Linked DNA regions of Homo sapiens: region 2 is linked to region 1. A link is a contact called in ENCODE Hi-C or POLR2A ChIA-PET data. All regions are on one chromosome and are shown on one strand. The core of a region is the stretch at or near the end of the contact, and the rest is flanking DNA. Distances in the headings are between cores, read along the strand shown.

What was found. Hi-C counts contacts between places; a loop is a spot of excess contacts on that map. ChIA-PET counts read pairs that join two places held with the same protein, here RNA polymerase II (POLR2A). Pooled maps may share reads with other maps.
Region 2: a loop to region 1 is called in a map of naive thymus-derived CD4-positive, alpha-beta T cell, with 9 times the contacts of the local background. The contact joins the promoter of CCDC50 here to the enhancer-like site in region 1. A Hi-C loop is called at or near these places in 1 of 168 maps with a recorded cell type or tissue (naive thymus-derived CD4-positive, alpha-beta T cell) and 4 of 50 pooled maps. POLR2A ChIA-PET finds 5 or more read pairs at or near these places in 1 of 52 experiments (H1).

The regions. Positions count from the first base shown.
Region 1 is chr3:190,616,116-190,621,671 of GRCh38, reverse strand. It overlaps IL1RAP (interleukin 1 receptor accessory protein), which reads right to left. Exons shown (of 12, transcript NM_002182.4): 6 at 1,232-1,397. Among named protein-coding and RNA genes, the nearest start is that of LINC02013, 80 kb to the left of the region's middle. Within about 2 kb of position 2,916, at least 2 of the 41 ENCODE cell types and tissues checked have a DNase peak (open chromatin) inside an H3K27ac peak, as active enhancers do.
Region 2 is chr3:191,325,088-191,330,643 of GRCh38, reverse strand. It overlaps CCDC50 (coiled-coil domain containing 50), which reads right to left and starts at 1,250. Exons shown (of 12, transcript NM_178335.3): 1 at 921-1,250. The coding sequence starts at 969. It overlaps UTS2B (urotensin 2B), which reads left to right and starts at 118. Exons shown (of 9, transcript NM_198152.5): 1 at 118-230; 2 at 1,935-2,013. RefSeq lists enhancers at 481-1,081, 1,082-1,683 and silencers at 1,095-1,374, 1,475-1,554.

The DNA.
Region 1 (5,556 bases), core at 1,667-4,166:
TAAATACTCAACACTTTGCAGCTTTAAAACAACAAACTTGTGTTGCTTGAAATTTGAGAAAGAAGCCCCCAGTGCCCAGATCTGTCTGTGAATTTTTAAATCTGTTAATCAGAGTGACAAAGTATGCTTATTCCCAACTTCCCCAAAATGCATACTTTTAAGCACATATATTAGAAACAACTGCTAAGATGAATATAAGGTTACATTATTCATTTGACTTTTAAAATTTAGTCTGTTTTTTTCTTATGAATTAATCCCCAACTCAGCATTATTTAGAAAGTAAGCAGAAAAAGAACAGAAGTGATTACGACATTGTTTGAATACTATTTGCACTATATGAAAGGCTGTTTGTAGCTAACTTATACTAAATCATGTCAGACCAGTAGAAAAAGCCCTGAGCAGAGACCTGGGATCTAGAATTACTTCTTCAAGTAACTCACTGAGTGTCTCTAAACAGGTTACTTCTTGTCAGTGAGCCTAATGTTTCCATCTATTAAAAGATGGGGTATGACAAAACAATACCCAGAGATGCTATCTTTTTTAATACACTGGACACAGTGGTATTTAGGGGTAATCCCCAAAAGCCATATATCCTGACACTACTTCTCTATTTCTGGGTTTGCTAGGAGTTTGTCAACTCTGTCTAAGAATTGCCTTTCCCACTTTCCTAGTTTCTCACCCCCTATTCTCTTAGTGCAAAATAATGGTTGAACATTATTGCCAGCAAATACCTTCAGCAATAGGTACAGCAGTTTCAGTATGTAGAAAAATAGAGTTTACTTAATCCAAGTAAAACATTCTTTTGACAAAAGTGTTGCACTGAGTCTCTATTGCTTGCCTGAAACTGCATTAATACAATATGAATATTTTTTTAAATATTCTCAATCAATTGCAGTTCCAGAGTACAGATAAAGACAGGGACCTTGTTCAACGTCATGTTTCTAATAAGTGGCAGTGACAGAATTTGAACACAGATCTGTCTGGTGCTCCTTTCCCTCCCCAAACTACCTTTACTTCATTCATTTATTCACATATTCATTCAGTTGACCAACAGTTACTGAATGCTTACGATGTGCATGGAATTGTTGAAGGCTCTAGAGACAGTACTGTAAACAAAAAACATGAATCACTTTTCTTATACAATTTACATACTAGTGTGTAATAAACTATTAAAAACCATAACAAGATGATCACATGCTTGTTGTGTGTACTGGACACTAATCATGCTTACCTACTACCTTTACAGTCAGAGTCCTGGTGAGATGAAACGTACGTCCATTTTCTGGATATGTAACAACACATGTGTAATTTCCATTATTTGAAATTAAGGCAATGAGGAAACTCAAGTTCATACCTTCGGGTATTACATTATTAAAATTCTGTATTTTATAACAGCCCTAGAAAAAGTAAAAAAAAAAAAAGTTTACTTTTTAGATACATGCATAGAAAACATACAAACACACGCACACTCACATCTAATTTTGCACAGAACACCGAAATATTCATGCTGCAGTTTTTATAAAACTATTTTGGTCAAGTATTTGACAAGATTTCTGCGAAGAATAAATGAAACACCTGTCATTATCTTTTCTGATCATGAGAAATTAAAATTCTAAACTAAAGTGTGACTTCAAAAACACAGGCTTCCTGTCTCAGGATCAAATTCTGGGCATCCTATGTTGATAGTAAAGCAAAGTTACAGTTTTGAAATAATGACTAAGGAAACTTGAGCAACTGCAAGACCTGCTATTTAGAAAGCAATTCTTTTTCTTTTTATAATATTTCTTCACTGATTATATTAATTTGGGACTCCAGTCACTCCGTCTGATAATCTAGGCCCCAATTTAGATGTCTGATTGGCATTTTTAATCACCCTGTTGTTTCCCTGTATCAGATATTTCCAAACTGTTTTGCATTTTTCTTTTATTACTTTTTTTTTTTTTTGAGATAGGGTCTCATCAGTCTGTGACCCAGGCTGGAGTGCAGTGGCGTGATCTCAGCTCATTGCAACCTCAGTCTTCTGGGTTCAAGCACTTCTCCTGCCTCAGTCTCCTGAGAAGCTGGGAGTACAGGTGCGCGCCACCATGCCTGGCTAATTTTTGTAATTTTGGTACAGATGGGGTTACACCATCCTGTCCAGGCTGGTCTTGAACTCCTGACCTCGTGATCCGCCTGCCTGGGCCTCCCAAAGTGTTAGCATTACAGGCATGAGCCACCAACTTTATCCCATTTTTATAACTGAGTATCACAGATTTCAGAAACTAAAAATAAAATATCTTCATGGGCCTGATCAAGATCTAGGAATGTATTTCTGCTCCTAATTCACATTTGCATATAACTGTTGACATTTAAAATTGAGAAATTGAACTATCTCAGTCCACAACTATCTCATTCAACATATCTAGAATCCTGTTTCAAATTCTCAGTCTCACTATTTGGCTAAATTATTACTTTTTGCTGTTTTTGAGAAAAAAAATCAATACACTATCTGTGACAAAAATATATGTTGAACATTTACTTTTAGAAAAGCTTTTGTTTTTCTTTTAAATATCAATAAGTCACCTATGACAAAAAGATTAGGTTATCTCTAAGGCTTTTTACATCTTTAAATTTCTGGGAGTCTACTACTAGCTTGTAACTTCAATTTTTTTTATTCACATATTTCATCTTTAATGTTTGTATGATTAAGGTTTTCTTCAATTCCTGGAGCATGTACTTTGAAATATGACAGTTACATTGAGGCACATTTTGTAATGCTTTGTCACAGGAAATGTGTATTTTAAGAACAGCATTGAACTTCCATTTCATGGAAAAGATCATCAAGAGGAAGCTACTATAAGCTTGGGTAACGTATTTTTTTCAACGCAGCTTCTCCTGTAAGATAAGCAATACTTGTAGACACTTGTCAGGTCAGCAAACGATTTCAATATCCTTAGGATATCACAAAGGATAAGGTCTCAAAGGCCTGTATTCTTATAAGTTTATGTCAGATTTGGTTTGAATTGAGTTTACAGTATCAATAGAACTATTTTATTTTTGTGGTACTTTTCATTTAAACAGTTCAAAGGTATTTCCCCCTCATTTGTTAGCTTAGCTATTCTGAAACTCCTGTGAAGTAGACAGATCAGACTAAATACGCTGTAATTTTATAGACGGAAAAAATGAGACAGAGATATTCTAGATAACACAGTAGAGAGCTGAAATTCAGTTTTCCAGAAAGCCGAATAACGGTCTTTCATCAGCTTCTTAACTAAGAATGAATACCTCTCCTCAGCAGTGAGTTGAGGCTATAAAAAATTATACTGAGACATGCACTTAACATATACTCTGTCTCGTCTGATCCTTATTCCAAACATGTAAAGTTTGTAATGCTTTTACCTCCGTTTTATAGATGAATGAACAAGGCCTAGAAACGTTAAGTAACTGTCAATGTCATACCACCAGACAGTGTTAAAGCTGGAATTTGAATTCAGATCTACTTGTTTCAAAGTCCTTGCTTTTAATTTCACCTGATAGTGTCTCTTCATTCCATATAGCAGCCCTGAACCTGTGCCATCCCTGGAGCCAGCCTGAGTGAAAAGCGTGATGTGGCTCTATCACTTAAAACAGGCTAATTCCTGCAATCAGTGGTAAACTGAGGAAGCACACTTTTGAGGATGAGAAGTCAATTATTTTTACTGAACTTGTCAACAGTATTTCCTTAAGAATGTGATGAAAGAAACTTTTTATAGCTGTTTCAAAGCTATTAGGCCTAAAACATTTTAGAAATAAAGGGAATATTTTACATTCTAATACGTGTGTGAGGGTAATTCAGGGCATTGTTACACTACAAATGTCTATGAACATTAACCTGCTGTGTGTCTGGTTAGCTCTCTCTTTCTTATCAGCAACTCTGTCTCTAGACCCTTCACAACACATGTACCTGAGACACATAGGATAATTTTAAACATAATAAACTGTTGATAAAAATAAAACCTGAAAATGTTATAATGATTTCAAAACCATTTATTTGGAATCCAGAAGAAAACAAACATAAAAAAAGATTTAGATTCTCCAAGAATAGGAAACTTGCTTTAAAATATAAGAAATGAGTGAACAGTAAGTGAATTTCCACAATAAAGCAAACACTTGTCTGACTAGAAGACAAACAATCCTAGTTGACCCATTAGTTCCTCATTCTGAATTCAAAAGAGAGAAGTTAAATAGAAGAGCGATTTTTCAACCATGCTATGGTTGCTGTGGCAACCGACCACAACATATAGGTAAAGAACAACACAAGAAATGACTTTGGGATCTTTCAACTGAAACGAATCATGTGGGGAGGGGAAGGGTGCAGTGGAGGAATGTCATGATGAAGTAAGAACAAGTGTTTCCATTCAAGAAACCAACAATGTGTAAAGAACTGTGTGAAGGCACCAAAATGGAAATGATACAATTCTAACTTATAGTTATTCATGGTCTAATGAAGGATTGCAACAAACACAATAAAAGGCATTTAGGGTCAAGGGAGTATGAAATAAAAACAAAACAACTTAGAAAAACTTAATGAAGAAAGATTTGGGCTGGTTCTTAAATGATAAGAATATTAACATCTGTTGAGGAAGAAGGTAGACATGGGAAGTAGACACTTCAGGCACAGGAAAAAGCGTGAAGAACTCACCTGTATTGTCTTAATTTTTTTCCCTGACTGTTAGTACTTAAACTACATTATTATAATGCTCTGTTTTCATGCAGAGTTCCTCCTTTGGAAAATTAACTTGTATGAGGGACAGTGGGGTTTTTAAGTTCCATATCTGCGTGGTCGGAAACTTGCTCAATACTTGGTGCTTGGTAAATGCTCGACACGTTAGTGTTGCCTGATCAAAGGTATGAATGAGAGAAGCCAAGACCCAAAAGGCATGGAGCTGAGGGCTCATCGAGTGTATAAGTGCTGATGAGTATTTGGAATATAAGACATTGGATGGTGGGTTGTAGGATGGAAAGGGAAAGTAGATGTAAAGATACAAAGAGTTTAATTGAGATACAAGGTTTGAACTGTTAGTAGTATCTACTGAAGTTTTTGCATTCAAGATAAAGTTGGTATAAAACACATACTTTGCTATGAAGTCTTAGAAGAGTTAGATAAACTAGTCACTTCCAATTAACAGAATTAAGTCATGCAATGATTACACAACAAATATTTACAAAGTCCCTCCTATGGGCCAGGCACTGGGTTAGGAGCTGGCTATACAATTGCCAGAAAAAAAAAAACCACAAATGGTGCTTATTCTCTGGAATTTTACAGGGCAGGCTAATTCATTCAATTATTTAATCAATTTCTAAGTACAATATAGTTAGCTCAGTTTTATGCTGTGTGCTTGGTATTGAAGGGAAAGAGAAAGAGACAGGAAAAGAGTGGTCACTACTTACTACAGAAAAAAGAGAAAATCTCTAGAATAATAAAGACAAGATATGAATGAAGTGCTATCGAAGTACAGAGTAGGTGATTTATATGGCCTGAAGTGGCTTCAAGACTTCATAGCTATTTGAATTTGGCTTTGTGTTTAAGTCATGAAT
Region 2 (5,556 bases), core at 1-2,500, 710 kb before region 1:
ATGACATTCACAACAGAAGCCGATTTTGCAAAGCCCTTGGAACTTAGGGGTCTGCGTCAGCACTCTGGAACGTCTATGCTTCCTAGGACCAAAGAATAAACAAAGATAACTCAAGGCATAAGGCGATCCAGCACCTAAGATCTCAGCAAAAAAAAGCTAGGTCCTGAGGCAGCTAGTGGAAAAACAAGAGAAGGGAAGTCAAAAGGCTACTTGCTGTCAGCTAAAGCCAGGTCAGTACTAATCTCTACTTTCCTGGACATTGGTACAAAAAGCAATGACAAGGCCATCAGTCCCCTGTTCCCCTCGCTCACTATTGTGTGTGTGTGTGTGTGTGTGTGTGTGTGTGTTTTGTTTGTAAGAAAATGCTTATAGTGGCTTCCCGCCCGCGCAGAACACAGCCAAGACTAAACTTTTAAACCTTGAGGAAGGTGGGAAAGTCAGCCAGCCAGACGCCGGCCTAGGAAAAGTAGGGAGAGAAGGAGGGAAAGAGTCATGTTTCAAAACAAAGGCTCCACACGGAACTGAATGTCAACCCCTCTCCACTTCCCAGCCTTCAAGCCAGCCAGGCTGGGCCTCGATTTTTTAGAAGCGGAGTAAGTCAGATTCACCCGGCTCTCAGCGTCCACTGAGGCTTTGCGATGCACGAGAACACGGGCACAGCCACCTACTTGCTGGGGCTGCTGCTAGCCCCCCCCCCCCCCAACCACCCCCTTGAGAAAAAACGGGCTTGGAACGTCGGAGACTTGCCCAACGTCCCACACTAGAACCTGAATTCAATTCCTTTCACGTCCGGGCAAGGCCAACGCAGGGCGGGCACCGGGCGAGGGCCGCGGGAGCCGAAATGGCAACGCCCCTGACCTGAGAGAACCTCGGGCTGGGAGAGGGGAGGGTCCCGCGCGCTCTCCCTCCGGGGCCCTTACCTTCCTTGACTCCAGGCAGCTTGGACTGGTCGATGCTGACTTCAGCCATACCGGGCCAGGGTCCCGGTTGCCCCTTTAACGCGGGCTTCCCGGTCACCGCCGGCGCCGAGCGGGGCCCCGAGCGCAGCAGCAGCGCCGGACGCGGCGCAAAGTCCGGCCGGCAGGGCTCGCAGGCCGGAGAACGGAGCGGGTCGGGCGGGCAGGGGCTGGTGACCAAAGCAGCGGGAGACGGTCCCCGAGGCACCAAGCTGGCGGCCCAGCTGCCCCGCCGCGGCCACCTGCTCCGCGTCCCCGGCCCCAATCGATACCAAATATCCGGAGCCCGGAAATGGACCGGGGCCGTCCAGTACGGAGGGAGAGAGGAGACAGAAAGGCGGGCGGGCCGGCTGGGGGAGGGGGAGCTGCAGGTCTGTAACCGCAATTGCGAGTGGCTGGCGAGCGAAGATCAGCGCCCGCTGCCGCCTCGCTGTTGTCTCCTTTGTGCTCAGTGACGCGCCGCCTGAGGCTGGGGCCCCGCTGTGCTCCCGCCCCCGGGCCCTGCCCCCCTCCTACGGGAGGGTCGCGTCTTTAGGTGGGGGCCTTGTATCCTAAAGGCCTCAACAAAAAGGCCACACGGGTCACCTAAAACATAGTCTTTCCCGTGAGCGGTGTAGTCAGCATTCTGTGGTCTGGTTCTGGGATTGAGATTAACACAGGATGTTTACTGCATGCTTGCCTCTCTCTCATACACTCTTTTTGCACCCGGAATTAGAGGAGAGATGGTAGATGGCCATAAAAACCCCAAATACAACGTACAGAATGAAGAGCAGCTGATAAAATTCTGGGCCAGTTTGGAGTAGAGTGTGTACACAATCAGCTGGGAGAACTGAGTCATTCATTCATCAAAATCGCATGAATGTGTCTACCAAGTGTGATGTTAGGTACTGTGGGTGATAACGAGGCGTCAGACTTATCTCTGTTATAGCGCTGCACACATTGGATTGTAATTGTGACATTTCTATCTCTCTAAAATAGACAACCTCTCCTGTTTCATCTCCTGGCAACAGAATGCATCCTCCTTTTGGGAAACTGCCTCTTTCCCCACTCCTCAGAGGTGAGCTTCTCTCCCAAACGTGTGCCATGTCTGAACCTCGAGACTACCCCATCACTCTTCCCCCTTCCTCCACCGACATGGGTTCATCGAAGGGTGGCTGGGTGACCAAGACAGGTCAAACAGAATACTTTCCTGGGTACATAAAGAGTTACATATTCTGTTTCTTGTGGAAAAGATCTGCCTCTAGGAGATGATGAGGCCAAACTGAAGACAGAAGCAAAGAGAAGAGAAAGGGAGATGAAGAGGGCATGTTCTGATGTTACCACAGTAGCAAAGCAGGATATCCCCAGAGCAGCTGGCATTTCAGCAACTCCTGGATTCTGGGATCTACAACCCGCAAACTCTCAACTTATCCTCAGTTTTGCTTAAGCTAGTAATAGTTGATTTTCTGTCACTCACAGCTCAGAGTCCCAGTATGAGAGGCCACGTAGGGGAGGTTTTATTTGAACTTGACATTGAAAAGTAGGTGGATTTTAGGCTAGCAAAAATTTAGAAGACTTTCAAGGCCAGAGGGTAGCAAAGTATAGCCCACAGGCCAAATCTACGCCACTGAATTTGAATGACTGTTTTTTATATGTTCAAATAATTACATTTCAAATCACTACATAAATAGGACATAATATTTTCGACCTTGCCTCTTAAGCCTCAAAGTCTAAAATATGCTTTACAGGAAAAGTTTACCCACCCCAGTGCTAGGCAGAGATAACACTCAGCAGGTTAAATGTGGGAATAAGAAGGAAGTGGTATTAGAAAGGTAGATTTATGGGAATTTTTTAATTGTCCTGTAATCTAGTAATTTTTTTTAACTTCCTGTGGTCTAGAGAATATTTATAACAGCAGTATTTTCTGTTTCCCTCCCCAAATCTATCGTTTCTACTTCTCTACCAAGCCGTGCCTTTGGATGCCTACAGATAAATCACTAGGCCCCTTTGACCTGTGGCTTCCTGTTGTGATTGACCAATGGGAAGCACTGGCAGAAAATCAAAAGAAGGGAGGAGAGAAATATCAGAGTATTCTTCTTTCCTTTAACCCAAAATTTTGGCCACAGTCCTGTCCCTCTATGACTACAGGGCCTGTGTAGAGGCCTCTTTTCCATGGCCTCAGCTCTCATGGGTCTCTAATAAAACAATTTGTTTCCAGTGTCCCTTCAGGCCTAGAGTGTGATGGCTTCCCCTAGTTCCTTTTGGCTCACTGCAACTTCTGCCTCCCAGGTTCCAGTGATTCTCGTGCCTCAGCCTCCCGAGTAGCTGGGATTACAGGTGTGCACCACAACGCCTGGCTAATCTTTTGTATTTTTAGTAGAGGCAGGGTTTTGGCATGTTGGCCAGGCTGGTCTGGAACTCCTGGCCTCAAGTGATCCGCCCACCTCGGCCTCCCAAAGTGCTGGGATTACAGGCACGAGCCACCACGCCCGGCCTCCCCTAGTTCTCTTAACCCAGTTAATACCTCTGAAATTGTCTCTTCATTACATTCTTTTCAGTAAAATCACTTACAGTGCACCTCCTGTTTCCTACCTAGACTGTGACTGTTACAGTAAGATATGCCAAAAGTAAGATATGCTTAAAATATGATGTGCTTACAGTAAGATATGCATAAAAATATCCACATTTCTGGCCTAGAGAAGAAATGGAAACATATATAATAGCCACAACTATTGTTTAGAGAATCGGCTGCTTTCAGCAGAAAAAGTAATGAAAACCAGGAGCCCTTTTCAGGTACTAGAGCAGATGACCTGGAAATCCACCCCATAGTTGGGCTTTCCTTCTCCTACTCCACACCTGTTCTGTATAGGTCCCCAAGCTGAGCAAACAATTAGAGCTCAGCATTACAGAGTAGGCAACTTCTAGCAAAGGACTGACAGTAACACGGGGAAGAGCTAGTATCTTTTGAGTATTTATAGGGAATGAACATATGGTGAATTTCTGTAACAAGTTTACATCTTTTGGTGTCCTGAAATGTCCATTTTGCAATAAAAGAGAAAGCATAAGGCTTCTCAGGATGGATACAGATCCCTAATTTGGGGCAGATGCCAAACAAGTAATTCAGCATCAAATCACAACTTGAATGCCATAGAGAGAAATAAGGATTTTATTTATAAGGCAATATGGAGGCATCAATTGATTTTTTTTTCTAGGTGGATATTACATGATACATTTTCTACTTTTATAAAGTGAATTTGGTAACAATAAAATGCTTGGATTGGAGTAGGGAGACTTTGGTCATAAGAAATGAAAACTCCAGTTTGAAAACTACCAAATTCCACAAAAGCATCCCCCAGTTAGAGCTTACCTTACTAGAAGGTAAGCTCTGTGAGGGCAGGGGTTTATCTGTTTGATTCCCTAATATCCGCGTATCTAGAAAAGTGCTTGGCACATAATAGGCACTCAATAAATATTTGTTGCATAAATAAATAAATATAGTTATCCAATTTTATTATCAGTAAGAATCACAAATTAAAAGTAAGTTAAAAAAACAATATAGGCAAATGAATAAATTACACTGGACCTTGGCAAAACAGGAAAGGGGACCCACAGAACTATACTTCTGGAAAGAATTATCTGTCTCCTTGGCCCCCAGTGCTTCCTAGCTCATCAGCATAATATACCTAAGAGAACAGTTCCAAAAATGAGGATGCAATTAGAACTGTTATTCACTTTCACCAAGAAGACTGTATGAATATTCTAAGGTTGCCATAACAAAATACCACAGACTGAATGGCTTAAATAACAGAAATTATTATATATGTTTTTCACAGTTCTGGAGGCTAGAAGTCCAAGAGCAAGGTGTCAGAACATTTGGTTTCTTCTGAAATCCCTCTTTTTAGTTTGCAGATTGGATTAGGGCTAACCCAAATGTCTTCCTTAAAGACCCTGTCTGCAGTGCAGTCCCTCTGAATTACTGGAGGCTAGGGCTTCAACATGTGAATCTTAGGGACAGATAATTCAGCCCATAGTAGAGACTATTAGGACAATAATCCAACCGTACAGTTTAGGCCTCTTTACTCCAGGCCTTGAAGCATTTTTGTCTGGACTCTCATAACATATGTAAGTTCCCCAACCCTATTCATGCTCTCAACTTTCCTCAGTTGCTCAAGTCCCCTCACCCTATGGAATTCACTATCAGTTACTCACAAAATTCCCCATATCTCCTTTGTAACTATTCCCTTTCCCTTCTTTTCCTACTGGAACTCAGGGGTCACCTGGGGACATTGCTCTTCCAAGAGCCCTCTAAATTAGAGGCTGTTTCTTCTAACATACCCTAGACCCCATTGGACCTGGAGGTGCCATGGTTTTTATCTTATTGCCTTTTTTAGAACATATGTCTTTCCTATTTTTAAATATTTTCAACTTCTTTAAAGCTCATATCCTCAAATTCTGTCACCTACTACATACCCTTATTGCAATTATCTGTACACTTCTGGGTAACTTCTTACTCCTTACAGATGAGACCTTTTTTTCTCACTCTCTGTCATCACAGAACACTTGATGATTTCAGTGTATACATAAACATACAGAGTCATTCCTTCTGGTAACCTGATCTCTC